2 separate regions of the Homo sapiens genome follow, and region 2 is linked to region 1. Evidence: read pairs that join two places in POLR2A ChIA-PET (ENCODE). Cell type or tissue: IMR-90. All regions are shown on one strand. Links, peaks and the distances in the headings refer to the core of each region. The heading gives the core; the rest is flanking DNA.

Region 1 (4,380 bases), core at 59-4,058:
TCCCCATCCTAGGAAGAGAAGAGTGAACTGGGAACCTCTGCCACAGAGTCTCCCCACCACCCCCTACCATTGGTCTTTAGTTAGTCTTTTTTTTTTTTTGTTTGAAATGAAGCTTCACTCATGTTGCCCAGGCTGGAGTGCAGTGGTGCCATCTCGGCTCACTGCAACCTCTGACTCCCAGGTTCAAGCGATTCTCATGCCTCAGCTTCCCAAGTAGCTGGGATTACAGGCGTGCGCCACCATACCCAGCTAATTCTGTATTTTTAGTAGAGATGGGGTTTCACCATGTTGGTCGGGCTGGTCTAGAACTCCTGACCTCAAGTGATCCACCCTCCTCGGCCTCCCAAAGTGCTGGGGTTACAGGCGTGAGCCACCGTGCCCAGCCACAGTCTTCTTTTTTTTGAGACAGGGTCTCTCTGTCACCCAGGCTGGTGTACAGTGGCGCTATCTCAGCTTACTGCAACCTCCGCCTTCTAGACTCAAGCAATCCATATTCAGATAATTTTTAACTATTTTTTTGTAGAGACAAGGCCCCACTATATTGCCCAAGCTGGTCTCAAACTCCTGGGCTCAAGCAATCCTCCTGCCTCGGCCTCCCAAAGTGCTGGGATTACAGGGGTGAGCCACTGCACCCGGCCAGTTGATCTTACCTTATACATTAGAAGGCTCTGCACCCCCTTCAAGCCACTCTTGGCCTATAAAGGAGTGGACAGAGAATTACCCAAGGGTGGTGGGATCCTGGGCATTTGAGAGCTCAGCCTTCTGTCCCCTAAGATAGCTTTTTTTTTTGCCATCTGCATGTCTCAAATACGTTCACCACCCCCCATACACCACCTAAGAAGTCAATGCAAACTTTCACCCCTTTGACTAATATAAAATGAGTATTCCTGGAGGCAGTCATCCCCAAAGAAAATGGGGAGTGGCAAAGCAACAGGGCAAGGTGTTCCTGTTTCAAAGCGGTGAAGAACAAAATCGCACGGACAATTTTGAGCTGCAAAAATTGGCCCCAGGAAACTTCTGAGCTTGGGAGATAAAAGGCAGAACCTGGAATTGTAGCATCCAAGGACAAAAAGAATGTTTGCCAGCAAATCTTGGCTGTCAATTTTAAAGGGGCCGTGGGCGGGGCGGAGGGGGGCGGGTAGGATTCCAACAAAAAATGAGTATAATAAATAAAAAATAAAAGGGGGAAGAGTTGTTAATGGTTTAACTGCTGGTTCAGTTCTGATTAAATCATTTGTGTTTAAAGTGTCTGCCAGGGTCAAAATACTCCATCCTTGGGAGGTCAAAGTGTCCTCTGTCCCCTCCCCCTCGTCACCCCAGCAAGAGTGGCCTGTCCAGCTCAGCCTCACCGAGCGGTACATGTTCTTGACGGCTGGTTGGGTCTTGGCCTTGACTGAGTGCAGGAGGGCGCCACCACCTTTCTGCGGGAGAGAAGATACCAAGGGGGAGAGGCTAGGGCCAGATCCCACCTCCCCATCCCAGGTTGTGTGATGCCAATCAAGCCCCTTTCCCTCTCTGAGTCTCCATTTTTTCACCTCTATAAATGAACATGATCGTAGTCATGACCCTACCTGGTGACTTGCGGAGTTAAATTAATCCAATGAGACACACTTAAGTGTTTTGTTTTTGTTTTTGTTTTTTTTGAGATGGAGTCTCAAAGAACAGTTTTTTTTTGTTTTTTTTTTTTTTTTGCTGAGATGCAGTCTTGCTCTGTTACCCAGGCTGGAATGTAGTGGTGCCATCTCGGCTCACTGCAACCTCCACCTCCCTGGTTCAAGCGATTCTCCTGCCTCAGCTTCCCGAGTAGCTGGGACTACAGGCGCCTGCCACCACACCCGGCTAATTTTTGTATTTTTAGTAGAGAGAGAGTTTCACCATGTTGGCCAGGATGGTCTCGATCTCCTGACCTTGTGATCCGCCCGCCTCAGCCTCAAACTCCTGACCTCAGGCAATTCGCCTGCCTCAGCCTCCCAAAGTGCTGGGATTACAGGCATGAGCCACCGTGCCCAGGCAACAAAGTGGTTTTTGAGACAGGGTCTTGCTCTGTCACCCAGGCTGGAGTGCAGTGGCATGATCTCGGCTCACTACAACCTCCACCTCCTGGGGCTCAAGCCATCCTTCCACCTTAGCCTCCCGAGTAGCTGGGACTACAGCTACACCTAGCGAATTTTTTTTTTTTCAGTAGAGATGGGGTTTCGTCACGTTGCCCTAACCGGTCTCAAACTTCTGGTCGCAGCAATCCTTCTATCTCCACCTCCTAATGTGTTGGGATTACAGGCCTAAGCCAACGCCCACGGCCTATTGTTCTGGTGGTCTTACCTTTAGATTGTCGGCCCAGAGCTGATAGGATCGAAGGGCCCCTGGGGTAAGGAGAGAGTGTGGTGGTCACCGAAGGCTGGCTGAGGCTGGGGGTGCTGGTGGCGGGTAGTGGGGGACCCAGGGGCTGGACTCAGGGCTCACCTGAGGAGGCCCCGCAGCCAGTGATCTCCTGCTCGAATTGATCTGAGAAGCCCTCCCCCTTGTTGAGCTTCTCCAGCCGGGCTTCGATGAACTGGGGTGGGGGACAGTAAATCAGAAACAGCAGGAGACACATCTGAATGCCAGCACTTCGAAGCCTGCCTGCTGTCAAGATGTAGAAGCCATCTCTGGCCTCCAACCTGCCCACCCCCAAGCACCTGGGAAACTGGAGCCCACTTTATTTTTTATTTTTATTTTTTGAGATGGAGTTGCTCTGGCACCCAGGCTGGAGTGCAGTGGCGTGATCTCGGCTCGCTGCAACCTCCGCTTCCCGGGTTTAAGTGATTCTCCTGCCTCAGCCTCCCAAGTAGCTGGGATTACAGGCATGCACCACCATGCCCAGCTAACTTTTATATTGTTTGTAGAGACAGGGTTTCCCCATGTTGGCCAGGCTGGTTTCGAACTCCTGACCTCAGGTGATCCGTCTGCCTTGGGCTCCCAAAATGCTGGGATTACAGGCGTAAGCCACTGTCCCCGGCCCGGAGCCCACTTTAGAAACCAGAGATCCTACCTTCTCCTCCCTCCCCGAGTCAGGACCTGTCCCCAGGGACCAAGCCCTGCCCCTTTCAGGGACCCAGAAATTGATTTCTGCCCCCTCTAGAACTACCCACCCGCTCTCATTGAATCAAGAGTAGGTGGACCCCATCTTTAGGGATCTTGTGGTCCAAGCTACCTTCTCCCAGGGGCCTAGAAGTCCAGCCCTATGTGCCACCCCGCCCCCCCACCCATATCCCTAGGACTCAGGAAATCCTGGGATTTCACAGTCAGGACCCATCCCCTCTGGAGTCCAGCTTGGACCGCCACCCCAGTCCCAGAAAGACACCTGCTTAGGGACCTGCGAATTTGGTCCCACCCTGATTTCCCTCAGGGACCTAGGAGTAGGTCTTGTCCCCCAGGAACCCAGGAGTTGGGGGCTCCCATGTTTTTGTTTTGTTTTGTTTTGTTTGAGACGGAGTCTCGCTCTATTATCCAGGCTGGAGTGCAGTGGTGTGATCTCAGCTCACTGCAACGTCTGCCTCCCGGGTTCAAACGATTCTCCTGCCTCAGCCTCCTGAGTAGCTGGGATTATAGGCGCACGCCACCACGCCCAGCTAATTTTCGTATTTTTAGTAGAGATGGGGTTTCACCATATTGGTAGGGCTGGTCTTGAACTCCTGAACTCGTGATCCGCCTGCCTCGGCCTCCCAAAGTGCTGGGATTACAGGCATGAGCCACTGTGCCCAGCCGGGGGCTCCCATCTTTAGGAATCCAGGAGTTCAGTCCTTCCCCACTTGGGAACCCTGGAGTAGGGGATCCTGCTGGACTGTCTCCAGCTATACCCTCAGGGACCCAGGAGTCTGCCCTCAACCCTGCCAGTTCAGACAAGCCCTCGGGGACTCAGCAGTCCACCTCCAGTCCCAGCTGGACCCTCAGGGCTCTGGCATACCTGTTTGAACAGCTGCAGGTGCACAGCCCGCCGGTGGAAGGCCTGCAGAGGTGCCCCAGGCTTCTGGGCCAAGAAGACTTCCTCACTGAAGGTCACTGGCTGGCCCTGGAAGAAGCGTTGGAGTTCTGAGCTCCCTGGGGTGCTCCTGGCCCTCCCTCATTCTACTATATATTTATGTAGCAAACATTGATTAGGCACTTGCTGTGTGTCTGATCCTGTGTGGGGCCTCATGGATGGCAGGGAGGACTTAAGCTGTTTTTTGTTTGTTTGTTTGTTTTGTTTTTTGAGACGGAGTCTCGCTCTGTCGCCAGGCTGGAATGCAGTGGCGTGATCTCAGCTCACTGCAACCTCTGCCTCCAGGGTTCAAGCGATTCTCCTGCCTCAGCCTCTTGAGTAGCTGGGACTACAGGCACGTGCCACCATGTCCAGCTAATTTT
Region 2 (4,380 bases), core at 96-4,095, 510 kb before region 1:
GAGACCTTGGACAGGCCTCAAAGTGACGCTAAGATGCTTTCTTTCTCTTCACAGCAAGTGTCACTGCCTGATCCACTCCATATTGATGGGTTTATGGTCTGTCTCACCCATTAAGATATAAACTCCATAAGATCCGAGACTGCTTTGTTCCCCTGGGTACCCCATGGCCTGAGAACAGTACTTGGCACACTTTATGGATTCAACAAACACTTCATGAAGGGGGAGGGAAGGAGGACATTAGTGAAAATGTGAGGCGAAGACACTTGGTGCCAGGCTAGTAAGGAAGGGCTAGAAGAGAGAGAACCATTTGGATGGGAGAGGAGTGCGCGCTGGTGTTGAGAACCGTGTCGGTGGATCTGCAGGTGCACGGAAGGGACTGCAGCTATTTGAGTAACTATGGGAGGCCTGGGCAGGCTGTGGTGCCAAGGTGCTGCCCGGAGCCTTCTGGACACACGGCAGGGCTGAGGGGCATGGGCCAGGAGAGGGCCCCTCTGATGGAGCAACCCTGTCCTGTGCCTGGACATGTGACCCAGCTGGAGACAGAGGGAGGCTATGGAAGGGGACGTGAGGGTCAAGCTCTGAAAGGAGCCACCCAGAGAACAGAAAGCCAGGGTGGAGTCCAATCAGATCCTCCACAATTGCCTCCCATCTCTTGTTCCTGTACCCACCCCTGCCACCATTCAGCCCTCCTTTCCTTCTCTGCCTCTACTCTCACTCCCTTAGATCTGGCCTCCACAGAGCAGCCAGAAGCACTATCATGAAACACACACTTAAAACTGCAGTGTTGGCCGGGCGCGGTGGCTCACACCTGTAATCCCAGCACTTTGGGAGGCCGAGGTGGGGGGATCACGAGGTCAGGAGATTGAGACCATCCTGGCTAACACGGTGAAACCCTGTCTCTACTAAAAATACAAAAAATTAGCCGGGCGTGGTGGCAGGTGCCTTTAGTCCCAGCAACTCGGGAGGCTGAGCTTGCAGTGAGCCAAGGTTGCGCCACTGCACTCCAGCCTGGGTGACAGAGCGAGATTCCATCTCAAAACAAAACAAAACAAAACAAAACAAAAACTGCAGTGTCGGCCGGGCACAGTGGCTCATGCCTGTAATCCCAGCATTTTGGGAGGCCGAGGCGGGAGGATCACCTGAGGTCGGGAGTTCGAGACCAGCCTGATCAACATGGAGAAACCCCTTCTCTACTAAAAATACAAAAACTGAGCCAGGCGTGGTGGCGCAACCTGTAAGCCCAGCTACTCAAGAGGCTGAGGCAGGAGAATCACTTGAACCTGGGACGCAGAGGTTGCAGTGAGCTGAGATGGTGCCATTGCACTCCAGCCTGGGCAACAAGAGTGAAACTCTGTCTCAAAACAAAACAAAACAAAACAAAACAAAACAAAACTGCAGTGTCTCCCACAGACTAGAGGCTGAGCACCTTGAGACAGGCCACATCCAGCCACTCACCCTCCACCTCCCACTGTGGTGGCACTGAAAAGCCCGCTGTCGCTGCACGTCCCACACTTAGGGTGCACTTCTGGACTTCTGCTTGGTTTAGTCCCACTACCAAGAGCGCGTGGTTCCCCTTGTTTTCCATGGCCAGTGCTTACTCCTGCACAGACACCATCTCCTTCAGGAAGCTCCCACTGTGAGAGGCGTGCCTGCCCTGCTGCACTCCCTCCCGAGCAGGCCTTATATCCTGCCACGGGGCACGCGGAGACCACGGCCACAGCAGCTGAAACAGCCTATCACCCAGCGTACACCGCATCAACACCCTGCAATGAGTGTTTGAACTAGGCCCTCTCTCTGTCATTCATCTACACAACACCAGCTGCTACGTACTCACAAATATTTACTAAGCCCTCATTCTGTGCAGGGCGCCACAGGAAGAGTGGAGAACAGGAAGCTGAGGGCAGACGCTTCAGGAGAAAACATCTGACTGAAAGGGAGGGGCGTGTTTGCACTTGGTGACCAGGCACTGTGGAGCCCTGGCACTCCCAGAGGGGTGTGTGGTGACAGCATCTACCCCTAGATGTAAGTTCTAGAAAGTGGGGCCTCGTCTGTTCCGTTTCTCTCTGTATTCTCAGTGCCAAACACAGAGCCTCACACTTAACAGGCACTCAACCGGCAGTTAGAGGGTGAATGAAATGTCACACGCCGCAAGGACAAGGACCCAGGGAGCCATGGTCAGGGCTCTCCAGAGGAACGGAACCAAGAGGATACAGCAATAGGAGATGAACTTGGCCCATCTCGGCCCATTGGGACCCCTGCTGATGGCAGGTCTGGCATTCATGACTGACCCAGCCACTGCACTAACATGTAGAAATGAGCTTTAGTCACATCTGCACCCAAAACACAGAGCGTCAGTTACTCACGCTGCATTTCTACTCAGGCCAAAGGTTGATCAACTGCAAATCAGCACGGCTATCGCAAACAGACAAGACACACAAGCCCCATTCCAGGCAGGACCGCCCCACTGCCCCCGACCACCAGACACACGGGTTGCTGTTCGTAGCCATTCCCTATCACCAGGCTGATTCTGGCTATACCAGTGAGGAAGCAGCGTGTGAACACCGCTACCTCCAACTCAAGTTTGGGGAATGGACAGGCGGCCAGAAGTAGGGAGGCTTCAACAACCTGCTTCAATTCCTAGCCCAGCTTTTCTTTCACAGGTCAAGGGAAGATCACCACTGCAGATTTCTAGAGACCCACCATGAAGACCTTTAATATTAAAATAGGAGTCAAATGCAGACTATTTGACCCAGAATCTGTCAACCAAGTGGTTGGGTTTTTTGTTTTTGTTTTTGGTCCTGTAACATGCTCCCTGTTGAAACCTAGTTTGTAAAAAATGCAGTCTGTCTGGAGATTGACTTTACACATCCGTATATTAAGAGATTAGAAAACCAATACGAGGCACAGTGGCTCATGTTTGTAATCCCAGCACTTGGGAGGGTGACGAGGGAGGATCACTTGAGCCCAGGAGTTGAAGACCTGTCTGGGCAACATAATGAGACCCTATTTCTACAAAAAACAAACAAATAGCCAGGCATGGTGGCGCACTCCTGTAGTCCCAGCTACTTGGGAGGCCGAGGTGGGAGGACTGCTTGAGCCCAGGAGTTAGAGGCTGCAGTGAGCCATGATCGTGCCACTGCACTCCAGGCTGGGTGACAGAGTGAGACCTTGTCTCAAAAACAGAGAGAAAGGAAAGAAACTCATTTGACCAGACGCTTCTCAAAGTTATTTGACTAGGGAGTCCCCCCCATTTCCAGGGACATCCACAATGAGGCCTGAGAATGACGTTTCAAGGACCACTGTGGACAACACTGGTGTGTGAAGCGGGGGAGATTCTGAGCCCCTCTTCCTTGGACACAAGTCACCTCAAACAATGTGTGAAGTGCTCTGGCCCACCACATACTTCTTCTCTGGCCTCACCATGGCCTTCAGGGGCACTGTGCACCAAGTCCCACATGGCTGCTGCTGAATTCAGAACCCTCGTCCCATCTAGCATCCTCTACCCTGCGAACCTCCTCAGCTCACATGCCCAGACAGCACCCAGCCTGAGCCCAACAATTGTGATCCTGTGATGATCACAGACCCAGGCCAGGGAGAGTCCCCTGCTGCCCCCTGGTACCCCAGGAAAACAGCAAGGGAAGATGGCCTGGCCAGAAACTGAAAGGAGTGAGCCCCTGCTGGCATCCGGGCCCACGGTGCTGGCTCTCCCTCCCATCCCCTGCTACCCTCAACCCACTTGTGAGGCTCCGATGCAAAATGGGACCAGCTGGGATTCCCCAGGACAGGGCCGGTGTCCTGGTCCTGGTCTTTGCAGCCCCAGCGATGAGCACAGACAGGCTAAGAAGCAAGCCAGCCCCAGCACAGGAAGCTTGGCCATCTCTGCTCTCCTTTCCAACTTCTGCCAGATGTTGGGAACCCCTTAGACCTGCTTGGCCTGCCCCCCCACCTCCACCCAGTCATCCTCACGTGGCTATGGCTGTCAGGGTGCTCTGTCCCACCTAGTTGAGCCTGGGAACCACTCTGCCAGCTGCACAGAGGATGAAAAGATTCAATCCTAATATTCCCTCAGCAATTCCACACATCCCAGCACCCACTGTGCACTAAGCACTGCGTCGGCCTCTGGAGACACGTCCCTGTCTGTCTAGAGCACCCATCACACCTTATCTGAACATATGACACAGGGGAGGCACAGCAGGCCCTGGGAACATAGAGCTGGGGCTTCCAACCCAGTGAGGCTGTGAAGGGAGTGAATCAGGGAATGCTGCTGGGAGAGGGGCTGTCTGGACAGAAGGACAAGCAGCATTTGGCCACATGACCGGGAAGCACACGGCAGCAGAGTGAGGAGTGCTGGAGGAACCAGGTCAGGGTGGCACATGCAGT

The links. ChIA-PET counts read pairs that join two places held together with the same protein. Peaks named below come from ENCODE experiments on the same cell type or tissue, not always from the same donor. Only the 100,000 strongest peaks of a DNase experiment are listed, where the experiment ranks them.
Region 2: POLR2A ChIA-PET joins it to region 1 with 11 read pairs; 2 of 35 experiments call an interaction of 5 or more read pairs at or near these places.

Annotation. Positions count from the first base shown.
Region 1 is chr19:6,468,946-6,473,325 of GRCh38, forward strand. It overlaps DENND1C (DENN domain containing 1C), which reads right to left. Exons shown (of 23, transcript NM_024898.4): 15 at 3,944-4,048; 16 at 2,461-2,551; 17 at 2,320-2,360; 18 at 1,350-1,421; 19 at 651-695; 20 at 1-8. Among named protein-coding and RNA genes, the nearest start is that of CRB3, 6.9 kb to the left of the region's middle. In IMR-90, for the core only: no CTCF peak of the experiment used is centred there; no DNase peak of the experiment used is centred there; H3K27me3 peaks cover 255 bases.
Region 2 is chr19:5,960,376-5,964,755 of GRCh38, forward strand. The region is part of intron 1 of RANBP3 (RAN binding protein 3); the gene reads right to left. Among named protein-coding and RNA genes, the nearest start is that of RANBP3, 16 kb to the right of the region's middle. RefSeq lists enhancers at 371-1,020, 1,504-1,723, 2,318-2,965, 3,099-3,650, 3,651-4,201 and a silencer at 1,994-2,043. In IMR-90, for the core only: no CTCF peak of the experiment used is centred there; a DNase peak (open chromatin) is centred at 1,836; H3K27ac peaks cover 2,696 bases.